2 separate regions of the Mus musculus genome follow, and region 2 is linked to region 1. The links are chromatin contacts, found by Hi-C or POLR2A ChIA-PET in ENCODE. All regions are on one chromosome and are shown on one strand. Each heading gives the region's core, a stretch centred on a gene start or an enhancer-like site at or near the end of the contact. The rest is flanking DNA. Distances are from core to core; before and after follow the strand shown. Region 1 holds the start of 0610009B22Rik (RIKEN cDNA 0610009B22 gene). Region 2 holds the start of Vdac1 (voltage-dependent anion channel 1).

Region 1 (5,507 bases), core at 1,626-4,125:
CCTTATTTTTCGATTATTTGGACAAGATGCCGAGAACCTGGAGGTACCCAATCCCAACCATTAGTAACAAGATAGCTCTCTGCAACAATGACTGGTTTACAATTCACTTATGTAGTCCAGGTAGACCTCAAACTCATGCCTCTGCCACCAGAGTGCTGGGATTCCAAGCCTCTGCCACAAAACCCAACAGGTATTTGCTTCTCTTATCAAACCCTTTTACCCTCAGAGTTTCTATTACAACCCTTTTCTCTTCTCTTCTCTTCTCTTCTCTTCTCTTCTCTTCTCTTCTCTTGTTGTTGTTTTAAGACAGGGTCTTGGGCTGGAGAGATGGCTTAGCAGTTAAGAAGAATACTGACTGTTCTTGCAGAGGTCCTGAGTTCAATTCCCAGCAATGGTGGCTCACAACCATCTGTAATGGGATCTGATGCCCTCTTTTGATGTGTCTGAAGACAGCAAAGGTGTACTCACATACATGTGAGTACACCTTTTTTAAAAAAAAGTTTAAAAACAAAAAAAGAAGAAAAACAGGGTCTTACTATGTAGCCTTGGCTAGCCTGGAACTCACTTTGTAGACCAGGCTAGCTTTGAACTCACAGAGACTCACCCGCCTCTCCCTTCTGAGTGCTGGGATTTAAGGTATGAGCCACCATACTTAGCACTGTTTTCTTTCATTCTTGTCTTTGCCTAAACTGGACTTTATTCTTGATTTTATACTTGTATGGCCATATATTTTCTATTTCCAAGATTGATTTTAATAGCCTTATGTTTTTTTTTTTTTTTTTTAAAGATTTATTTATTTATTATATGTAAGTACACTGTAGCTGTCTTCAGACACTCCAGAAGAGGGCGCCAGATCTCATTACGGATGGTTGTGAGCCACCATGTGGTTGCTGGGATTTGAACTCCAGACCTTCGGAAGAGCAGTCGGGTGCTCTTACCCACTGAGCCATCTCACCAGCCCCTAGCCTTATGTTTTTAATTCACGTTTTATATTGCTCAAGATTTTTGTTGATGTTGTTTTGTTTTTTCAAGATGGTTTCTCTCTGTAGCCCTGGCTATTCTGGAACTTACTCTGTAGGTCAGGTGGCCTTGAACTCAAAATCCAACTGTGTCTGCCTCGAGTGCTGGGATTAAAGGCATGTACCACCACCACCCAGCTCAATGTGTTTTTAATGCATATAATCCACTTATTTCTGAGCATCTCAAACACACTTATTTTTAGAACGTTCTGTAAGATCCTCAAGCTAGGCATAAGTTTAAAGCCAGTCAAGGCTACTCAGGAGACTGTCTCAAAAAGCAAAGCAAAGAGTGATAAGGTTGACACACGACTTTAACTTCTGGCCTCTACACATGTATACAAAGCCAAAAAGTGTTCTAACACATAAATATGCACACACTGACTTAGTTTCCTTAATTGGAAGTCAGGAAAGCAGTCAGCCTCAGTAATGGAAATTTGTGAGCTGCTACACAAAACAAACATGTTCATATTTCTACGGCTCAAATGATAACTGGAGACTTCTTGTAGCAGACACTTTTATTCCCTTCCTCCCTAACTCCCATTCCTATCAAGATGACCAGAGGTTTAGGACAATGACTTTTTTGTGCCTTCAATTTTGAAGGGAGATGAAATGGATGGATAAACATGCTGCTTATGTAGAAGTGGGCAGGTACCTGACCAAAGCAAAGGAGATGTAAGAAATCAGTTTTGTTATTTATCTATCAAAGGTAGGTAGGTAGTCTGCCATTGGCCAATATTCCAAAAATTTTCTTCACTACCGCCAATAAAAGAAAGCTGCTTCACTCAAACAAACAAACAAACAAACAAACATCTTCTCCACCTAGTAAAGTTTTGTTTATAAACCTCATGCATCCTTTCTCCCTCCTGAATTCCCTGCTGCCTGGAATACAGACCTTTAACTCCATTCCTCTAAGCTTATTCTTTCAGAACTAGCCAAGCATGAAGGTCGGACCCCAGCCACTGGGGAAAAGACACCATGATTTTGATCCTGAAACACCTTTTTTACAAATAGAACGTGCCTTGTAGAGCTACTTCGCTTTGTTTATGTTTCTAGCAAACACAAAACGAAAACAGAAATGCCAAACTTTATCTTTAGTCACTCTGTGGCCCCAGAGAGAAGTCAATGATTTTTAGCCAAAGTAGCTTCGAAATGTCTGTTTAAGGGAAGAAGGAATTCAGGACGCCAACGCTAGATAAGTCTCACTATAATAAACACATAAGGAAAACCTGTGAACAATGCAGACATACACTTGAAAGAGCAGAGTCCTTGATGATTAACAGCACCTAACACCAGTGATTTGCGCCCTAAACCACCCTCCCATTACGCATTTCCGCCCACGCATACGGCCAGCACCGTCTGGACACAAGCGCCCGGTGCTGCAACCTCCATTTTGCTTTCTGGCATTCTTGTAGTTAAAAGCTCCGCCTCACTTGGCAGTCTGGTCCACATCTCCCGCCAGGCTTCCGGTCTCTACACCTCCAGGCGAACGTCAGTGACAACATAAGCAAGTACGCGTGCGGTGAAGGCAAGGATTGCTCTAAGAGCCAGAGGAGGCCCGCGGGGACCCCGACGTCCCATGAGGCCTTGACCCAAGATGGCGGACAAAACCCTTAGCGCAGCCTTGCTCAGAGACGCATGTGCGCATGCCCGGTCGACTGAGCTGCCCTGATCCAAGATGGCGGCCGGACCGGGGCTGGGGACGGGCTTAGCGCGTTACTGAGCATGCTCAGTCTTCCGTCACTTGCGTCAGGTCGGCAGCCGGCGCAGGCCGCTCAGTCCTTCCCGGAGAGGCGGGAACATGTACGCATGCGCAGTGAGCAGTCTCGGCTAGTCGGTGGGCGGAGCTACCCCGCGGGGTGGACGTTGAGTGTGTGTGATGGCCGGCTGACCTGCTTTCCTCTTTGAGCTTGTCTGCCCCTGAACTAGAGGGAAGTCGGCTTAGGTGAGGTATTTATAGTTGTCAAAATCCCGCACTCGCCTGTGATCCCAGCGCTCAGGAGCCCGGAGGGATTGCCTCAAGTGCTGTAGGACAGCAAGACCCTGCCCAAAGCAAAAAGTCGGGAGCTAGAGACTGGGAAAGTGGGGGCCGTCCAGGGAGGCTGGGCACATACAGTTCAGTCACTTTCGTGGGTGCGTACTTTGAGTTTTCCTTGGGATTTGTGGCTCAGGGGCAGAGCCCTTGCCTAGCACCTGGAGGTTTGGGATTTGGTCCCCAGCACCAGAAATAAACAGTTAAAGAGGGGCAGTGTAAGATAATCGCAGCACTGGAAAGGGGGAGCTAGGGTAAGGAATTCAAGCCATTTTCTGATACTTGTAGGCCAGTCTGGGCTTCATAAGACCTTTTATTTTATTTTTTAAAAAAGGTTAATAACAAAATAAAATAGCAAAATGTACGGGTTTATTTAATGGACTCTGTCATCGTGTTGTAAATGAATCTGTGGGTAAATAGATGTATCGCCATCTTTAATAGCCCCAAAGCAAGGATGACAGTCCATCCTAGTATCTTTAGTTATCCTTTGGCAGGTTCATCCATGTGTTTTAATGTGGTTTTCAGCCCTTGTCACCCTCTCATCCCACACCCACTGAACCCCCTTTCCCTTCTATTTTCATATCTATACATTTTTTAAAATTATTATTATTGTGGATGTATGTGACACATCATGGGAGTGCCTGCTTGCTATATGGTACATGTGTAAGAGAGGACAACTTTGTGAAGTTGATCATCTCCTCCTCCTCCTCCTGTCTTCTTTCTTCTTGTGACAGAGTCTCTTTCTGTAGCCCTGACTGTCCTGGAACTTGCTTTGCAGAACAAGCTAGCTTTGAACTCACAGATCCTCTAGCCTCTGCCTACTGAGTTCTGGACTGAGCATGCGTGTGTACCCACTGAGTTTAACTTGGGTATTTATGGGTAGGGGTTTATTTATGGAGCATACACAATTTAATGGTGGATACACCAATGAGGAAAAACGAGTCCCCTGAACCAGCAGCCATTATTTACTTGTTTTCAAGAATAGGTGAGATTCTTTAATTCTTCGGAAATTTTTAGTGGAAACTTAGGTCCTCTGAAAGAGCAACCAATGATCTTAACCACCAAGACCTCCACTGAAAGCCTTGATTAAATTCCTAAAGCTATAGTTTTTATTTTATGACGTGTCTCTTAAACGATAGTCCCTTATCCTGGGTTTTTTGGTTTTTGGTTTTTGTTTTTTTTTTTTTTTTTTTTATCACTCTGGAACTAGCTGCTGGTCTATAGAAACCCATTTGTTTCTCTATTGATCTTGTTTCCTGTTGCCTTGCTAAGTCTGCCCTTACATGGTTCCATAGGACATTTTATGTATAAGATTATATCATCTTCAAATAGTTTGGACTTCATAGTCCAAATGCTTTTTATTTCTTTGTTTTGGTTTAGCTTTTGAAACAGTTTTTCTGTGTATCCCTGGCTGTCCTGGAACTAGATCTGTAGACCAGACTGGCCTTGAACGCACAGGAACTTGCCTGCCTCTGCCTCCCTGGTGCTGGGGCTGTCCCCACCCCCCAATGTAGTGATTTTTTTTTTTTAATTCTTCCCATTAACTTTGTTTCCCTGCCTGCTATCTCCAGTAAAGTACTCAATAGAAGTGGTAGAAGGGAGGTATACTTTCTGCATTCCTAAACTTTAGCCAAAGGATGGAGTTGTGATCTTTCCTTGTTTCTGGTTTTAAGAAAAAAGCTTTTAGTTTGTAGGATGTTGTTGTTTTGTTTTTAAAGACAGCATCTCAGACTTTAGCCCAGGCTGGCTGAAACTCACTATGTAGCCCAGGTGGTGGCCGCAAATCCCTGAGAGTCTTCCTGCCCCAGTCTCTCCCAGTGCTGGGATCGGGTGTAAGCTACCACTGCCCTGGTAGTCTTTGACAGTAACTGTAAAAAGTATTTTGGATTTGTTGATGGTGATGTCCTTTTTTTTTTTTTTTTTTCAGTTTAAGAAATTCCCTCTCAAACCCTGTGTGTGTGTGTGTGTGGAGGGGGGATTCCCTCTTTTTGTATTATTTTTTTTCAATCAATGGAAAGATGGTAGGTTTTTGCCAGGTTCATTTTCTGAACCTATCGAAATTATCCAGATGCTAAGCAGCTTTCCCTTTATTTCATAAATAGGACCAAAAAAAAAACCCAAAGATGTGGGAAATATGAATGCAAATTTAGTGTATGGTAGCTCTATCATTTTAAATCAGTGGGGAGGGGTAAAATGTTAATAAATATAGCTAGGTGTGGTGGCTAATGCCTGTAATACCAGCAGTTATGAGACTAAGGTAGAAAGGATTGGGTTTCAAGGCTAACCTGGGCTACAGAGTGAGACCCTGTCTCAAAAATAAGAATTTCATGAACTGACTTGGGGTTCATTTGCTGGTGTCTGACTCTAGGAGCCACATATAGACAGAAGACAATGTCTGGGAGCTTCTACTTCGTAATTGTTGGCCACCATGATAATCCGGTTTTTGAAATGGAATTTTT
Region 2 (5,507 bases), core at 811-3,310, 670 kb before region 1:
TGTCTGAAGACAGCTACAGTGTACTTACATAAAATAATAAATAAATCTTAAAAAAAAAAAAAAAAAAAAAAAGAGTGCTTACTGCTGACAGCCAGGGCTATACAGAGAAGCCCTGTCTCAAAAAAACAAAACAAAACAAAAACAAAACAAACAAAAAAGTGCTTACTGCTTTTGCAGAAGACCCAGGTTCGATTCCCAGACCCACATGAGGCATCTCACACCTGCATGTATGTACATAAACTCACATAGGCACAAGCATGCACACATTAAATAGACATTTTTTAAAAATGAATTTACCCCACAGACCTTTCTTAACCACCTAATGTGTGCCAAGTGGTCCCACCCAAGTCCCTGAAGACAAGCCTGAGTTTGGCCCTTCAGTTTTGTCAGTCCCGAGAAAAGCAGGCAGGCCCTCCGCAGTTATGCCTGGCTTGCTAGTAAACAAGCCGGAGTTAAGCCCCTCACCCATATCTCTGGTCAAGGAAAGAGAAGTTTTGGACAGCACACACCTGAGCTAAGCCCACACTCTTCCTGCATTCTGGGTCTGCAGTCAGATTTAGTGCTCCAGCCTGACAGCTGTCAATCTGCAAACTGACAGTGTCTCGTGAATTATTCTCCAATGACTCAATACCTGGTGCTGCACAAATGCTTGCTTCTGACATTAGTAATAATGGCATTAAAATAATACGCCTGTATATTCATGGAGTCCCTTCCTGTACACCATGTGGAATAAAAAATAAAATAAAATAAAAGTCTGTGGAGGATGAGTTCAACCCTCCCCAAAAGCTCCTAGGTCTCCTAGGCAAATGTCAAGGTTTCTAAGGTGTCCTTGTGCATGCCCCAAGGCTTCGTGTTAATCGGATCATTTTATTCTTTCCCCCAAACTCAGTGAAGTGTATATAATTGCTCCTATTTCGCAGATGAGAAGATTGAAGTTTTAAATCTTCCTACCAGTGTGACCTTGGACAAACCGTGTAGAGTTGCGGGCCTCCAATCTGATGTCAGGCCCTGAAAACAGTTTCCAGAATGCACAGTTGCATTTGGCGACACAGAACACGGACTCCGTCCCCGAGGCCAAGGAGGCCAAGCGTATGGCTCCCTATGGGGTCTCGCTCTCAGTCCAGGCCCAGGTCCCTGTTCCTGCGGCCTAAGTCCACTCAGGGCAGCCCGTTCCGCCCGGGAAGACACTGGCATGCGCGGGAGGGACCCGGCGCCACCTACTCCGGGCGTGGGCCGGCTAGGGCGTGTAGGGGCTGGGGGATCCAGGGCATGGCCGTGCCTGGAGTTCGTCCTCTCGGCGGAGGAAGCTGGGTCTGCACAGGCCCTTGGAGCTGGTGGGGAAGGGCTTGGGCCGTGGGAGGGTCTCTACCAGATCCACACCGACGGGATCTAGAGCCAGAGGGCGCCGCCGGGAAGGTCACCTAGACCCGCGGCCCGCCGGGCCTCCACGCGGCCGCCCTTGCCCTTCCGCTCCTCGCATGTTCGAACCGCCCCTGGCTTCCAAATGCAGGTGCTCTGAACGCTCGAGCTAGAATCTGGGAGATCCGCTCTGCGCCCGCCCTCCAGGCCTCCTCTACAAGCCCGCTGCCCCTCCAGGCCCGCAATGATCGTCCCTGGTTCACCCTTCCCGGGGCCAAGCGCTTAGGCCCAGCGCCCTCGCCCGAACCTCCCTCGATCGCCTCCCTGGAGACTTCCCAGGAGCGCGACCCGAGGCCCTGGGGACTCAGGCATAGCCCAGGCCCTCTCCGCTGCGCCTACCTCGGAGGCGGTGACGGCGGGAGCAGCGGCAGCTACGGCGGGGGTTGCGGCGAGGAGGCTGGGAGCGCAGCGAACGGGCCGAGGGCGGAGCGGCGCAGATCGCGGCGGCGCGGACACGCCCCAGCTCTGCGCGCCGGACCCCGAAGCTCCGCCCTCGGCTCCACCCCGGACAGCGCCCAGACCAGTCTCGGGGTCTTCTTCCCACTCGCGAGCCGCGCTCTCGCCCTCTGCGGCTCTGTGATCATGTGTGGCCGCGCGTAAAGGCCTGCGTGCACTCTGGCACGGGGCGATAGGGAGGCGTGGGTCTGACGTGCGTGAGGTGTGTGCGTGCGCGGGGACACGCGGGTCACTGTTGCAGCCTCCAGGCTGCTGGAAGCATTTGGGAAGAGGGGGAGGGGAGCTTCCGGCACACAGAGCGGTGGCCTAGGGACCTCAGCGGATAGTGTCGCCGGAGTCGCCGAGGCTGCAAGTCACTCGGAGGCCCAGTGGGGACACTGGGCTCTGGAAGTGGCGCTGTATAGGTCAGAGCGGCTACTGTCCCCTCTGCTCCAACCTTGATTTCCGGAGCCTGCGACACGCCCGCGTGCGTCAGCGAGTCAGTTGCAAATTAAACTCTCCCGAGAGCCGGCTCCGCACTGTAAAGTTGCGTGCAATCTTCCCTAGTGTCAAAGCCTCTTTCCGCCATTTCCCAAGCATTTAAGAAATTAAAAAAGACAAAGTGGGTTTGTGAGACTGCGGAGTCTCGCTACGTGAGGTCACGCGGGTTCTGGATGTCTGCTTTCCTGCAGTGTAGAGAGGGCGGACACTTTTTCCCAGCCTGGTCTCAGCACGTGGCCTCCTGCCCTGTTGAGCGTGCCACACCAAGACTAACCAAATCAGGTTTGGAGAGTTTGTGAAATCACATGTGAGTGAAGACTTCACACCCTTTGCCTTCTACTAACAGACGTCCGAGGAGAATTCAGGCATTTGGGGTCCAGTAGAGGAGACGCCAGGTGGTTGCTCACAACCTGCTGTAGCTGAACAAGACAGCTGGGCATCCGCAGCCACTCTAGATTGAAAATGCTGTTCCGTGGGCTAAAGGAAGGGAACCAAGAGAGAGAGAGGCCGAGGAGAGGGAATGTAAGGGGGCCTAAGCCCATATCTAGTTAAGACTATGAGGGAAAGCCCTTCGAAATAGAATGTGGGCAAACAGATAGCTCCGTGGTACAGGGCTTGCTTTGCATTAGAAAGAACCTGTTCCCAAGTCTGCAGCTCTATCTACCCGGCAACAAACACCCAGCCCATTCCCGGAGTTAAAGCCAGGCAGGGAAAGCTGCTGAGTCACAGGGGCGTACAGGGAGGCAGAGTCGGAAGGACAAGACCTGGGGACACAAGATTTGTCTCCAAGAATCTTAACACTTGACCCAGAGCCCTGATGCCCAGGGCTGTGTGTCGTGGGTGGGCAGAAAGTCTGGCTTCTCGGAACTTCGCCCTGAGAGTCTTTCTTGGTTTTTTTTTTTGTTTTGTTTTATTTTTTGGGTTTTTTTTTTGTTTTTGTTTTTTGTTTGTTTGTTTGTTTGTTTTTTCCCGAGACAGGGTTTCTCTGTATAGCCTTGGCTGTCCTGGAACTAACACTGTAGACCAGGCCGGCCTCGAACTCAGAAATCCGCCTGCCTCTGCCTCCCAAGTGCTGGGATTAAAGGCGGTGTGCGCCACCTCCGTTCAGCGCCCTGGGAGTCTTGGTTTTAATTTAAAATGAATGGAGATGCAGAGGACTGGTAAGGCACTTACCTAAAACTCAGCGAGTGGCTTGTGTCACTTTTGCTGGGGAGACAGACAGCTATTTGCGGTAGAGAAGGCACAGATGACAGATTAAAGAATTCCACCCAAAGTCTACGTCGGCAAACCAGGGAAAGTGTTTAATTTATTTACAAGGTAACTCAAGGTAACTAAAAAGATCACCCCAAAGGCCCCCAACTAACAAACCTGCATGCATCCCTGGACCAATGCATGACTTATCAGCAGCTCAAGAGTTCCCTCTCCAGCAACTGTTGACTAGAGGGACCTCGTGAGTCCGATAGCTGGACTTCCCAAGCCATGTATGTTTTGGGTTTTGTTTGTTTGTTTGTTTGTTTGTTTTTAACTTTCTAGTGCTGAGGACTGAACCTGACTTTTATGAATCTCTTTCCTTCCAGAAGGGAAGGTTTTAAATCCAAAGAATTAGCCACACAAGAAAGGCAAAGAAAATCAGCCAGAATAGGGAGGAGACCTGGGAGCCCCTGGGATTGAAATCCAAGTGCACCAGAAATGTTATTCATTGATCTTTCTTCCCAGTCACAGCCTGCAGGGAGGGGAAAAGCAAGTCACCTTTTTTTTTTTTTTTTTAAACTGGACTCTGCCCAGCCTCCCCTCTACGGAGTCTGCCAAAGCTGATTGGCCTGAGACAGAAAACCTGATCCAAGCCTGGCCAGTCGGGTTCTTACTTGCAGATTCAAATTAAGAAATCCAGAAGCTTTAGGGAAACAGCAGGATGTCCTGAGTCTGCCAACTCCTCCGGCAGGCTTGCATCTCTGTTGGCCCAGAAAAGCAAGCAGAACACTGTGCAGTTGCAAGACGCTTTGAGCTCATTTCCTCATGGATCCCCCTCCTGAGTTTGGGGTCCCCAGAGCTACTTCAGTTCCATGTGAGTCCAGAGATGTCTTGTTGACTTGTGGGGATGGGCCAGTCCTGACCATAGTCCTGTTGGGGGTAAGTGACCCTATGTCACTTTTGTCCTGACCATAGGTCTGTTGGGATAAGTGACCCTATTTCACTTTTGTCTCATGCACAGGCTTCGTTGGAGTTGGAGCTGACAAGTGACAGAGTCCTCCTGCTCTCTTTCCCCTGACTCTGGGGAGGAATCACTGAGACCCTGGAGTTCTCTAGCTGTGAAAATAGACTAAAACTGACGCTAGGGTTAAGATTAGCTGTGCAGCTAGTGTGCACCTGCATCTGGCCTCTCCTGCTGTTTGCCAGCTACCTGAGTAATGGGTTGCTTGCTTGCTTGCTTTCCTTCTTTCTTTCTTTCTTTCTTTCTTTCTTTCTTTCTTCCTTTCTTTCTTTCCTTCTTTCTTTCTTTCTTTCTTTCTTTCTTTCTTTCTTTCTTTCTTTTTGCCTAATTTATTTACATTGTATTTTCTTTTAGGTGCAAAATCAGTTGCAGTCTTCCTTTGCACAGAACAAAGTAAACCATCCAGAGGGGATGCAGTTTTCTCTTAATAATGAAATGGTCTATGCGTGTGAGACTATTTTATTTCAGAGGCTGGATCAGAAGTTTACTGTATCCTTGGCTACATAATGACCTCAAACCCAGCCTAGGTTACATGAAACCCTGTCTCAAAAAAAAAAAAAAAAAAGTATTTTTTTTCTTCACCTTAGGGAAGTTCTTTCTTATACTAGGTCTTCTTTTAAAAAATTATATTTTAAGTTTTTGTTTATGTGTGCATGAAAGACCCACAACGTGAGGACTCCCCCACGTTCTGACTCAGGAGAGGCGACACCCCAAATCACACAAGAAACGGTCTTGCTGCAAACTGCAAGAGGACTCTTATTCAAGAGCGCTCTCGGGCCCACGGTCATACACCACGCAGGGGTAGAGGACCGTGGCACCCCAAGTAGCTGGGTAAGGGGGTATTTAAAGGAAGAAACCACAACTCAAGGAAGTGGGGAGGGCTTTGTTGGAAAATACCAAAGATACCAGTTAAGAGTCCCAAGGAAGTACAAAGTCACAA

The links. Hi-C counts contacts between places; a loop is a spot of excess contacts on that map. ChIA-PET counts read pairs that join two places held with the same protein, here RNA polymerase II (POLR2A).
Region 2: a loop to region 1 is called in a map of v-Abl transformed pro-B cells, with 2.5 times the contacts of the local background. The contact joins the promoter of Vdac1 here to the promoter of 0610009B22Rik in region 1. A Hi-C loop is called at or near these places in 1 of 37 maps with a recorded cell type or tissue (v-Abl transformed pro-B cells). POLR2A ChIA-PET finds 5 or more read pairs at or near these places in 1 of 5 experiments (embryonic stem cell).

Annotation. Positions count from the first base shown.
Region 1 is chr11:51,686,002-51,691,508 of GRCm38, reverse strand. 0610009B22Rik (RIKEN cDNA 0610009B22 gene) reads left to right here and starts at 2,875. Exons shown (of 2, transcript NM_025319.2): 1 at 2,875-2,961; 2 at 5,417-5,507. The coding sequence starts at 5,440.
Region 2 is chr11:52,357,404-52,362,910 of GRCm38, reverse strand. Vdac1 (voltage-dependent anion channel 1) reads right to left here and starts at 2,060. Exons shown (of 9, transcript NM_011694.6): 1 at 1,759-2,060. It overlaps Gm51894 (a long non-coding RNA gene), which reads left to right and starts at 4,329. Exons shown (of 2, transcript XR_003949674.1): 1 at 4,329-4,420; 2 at 4,568-5,003.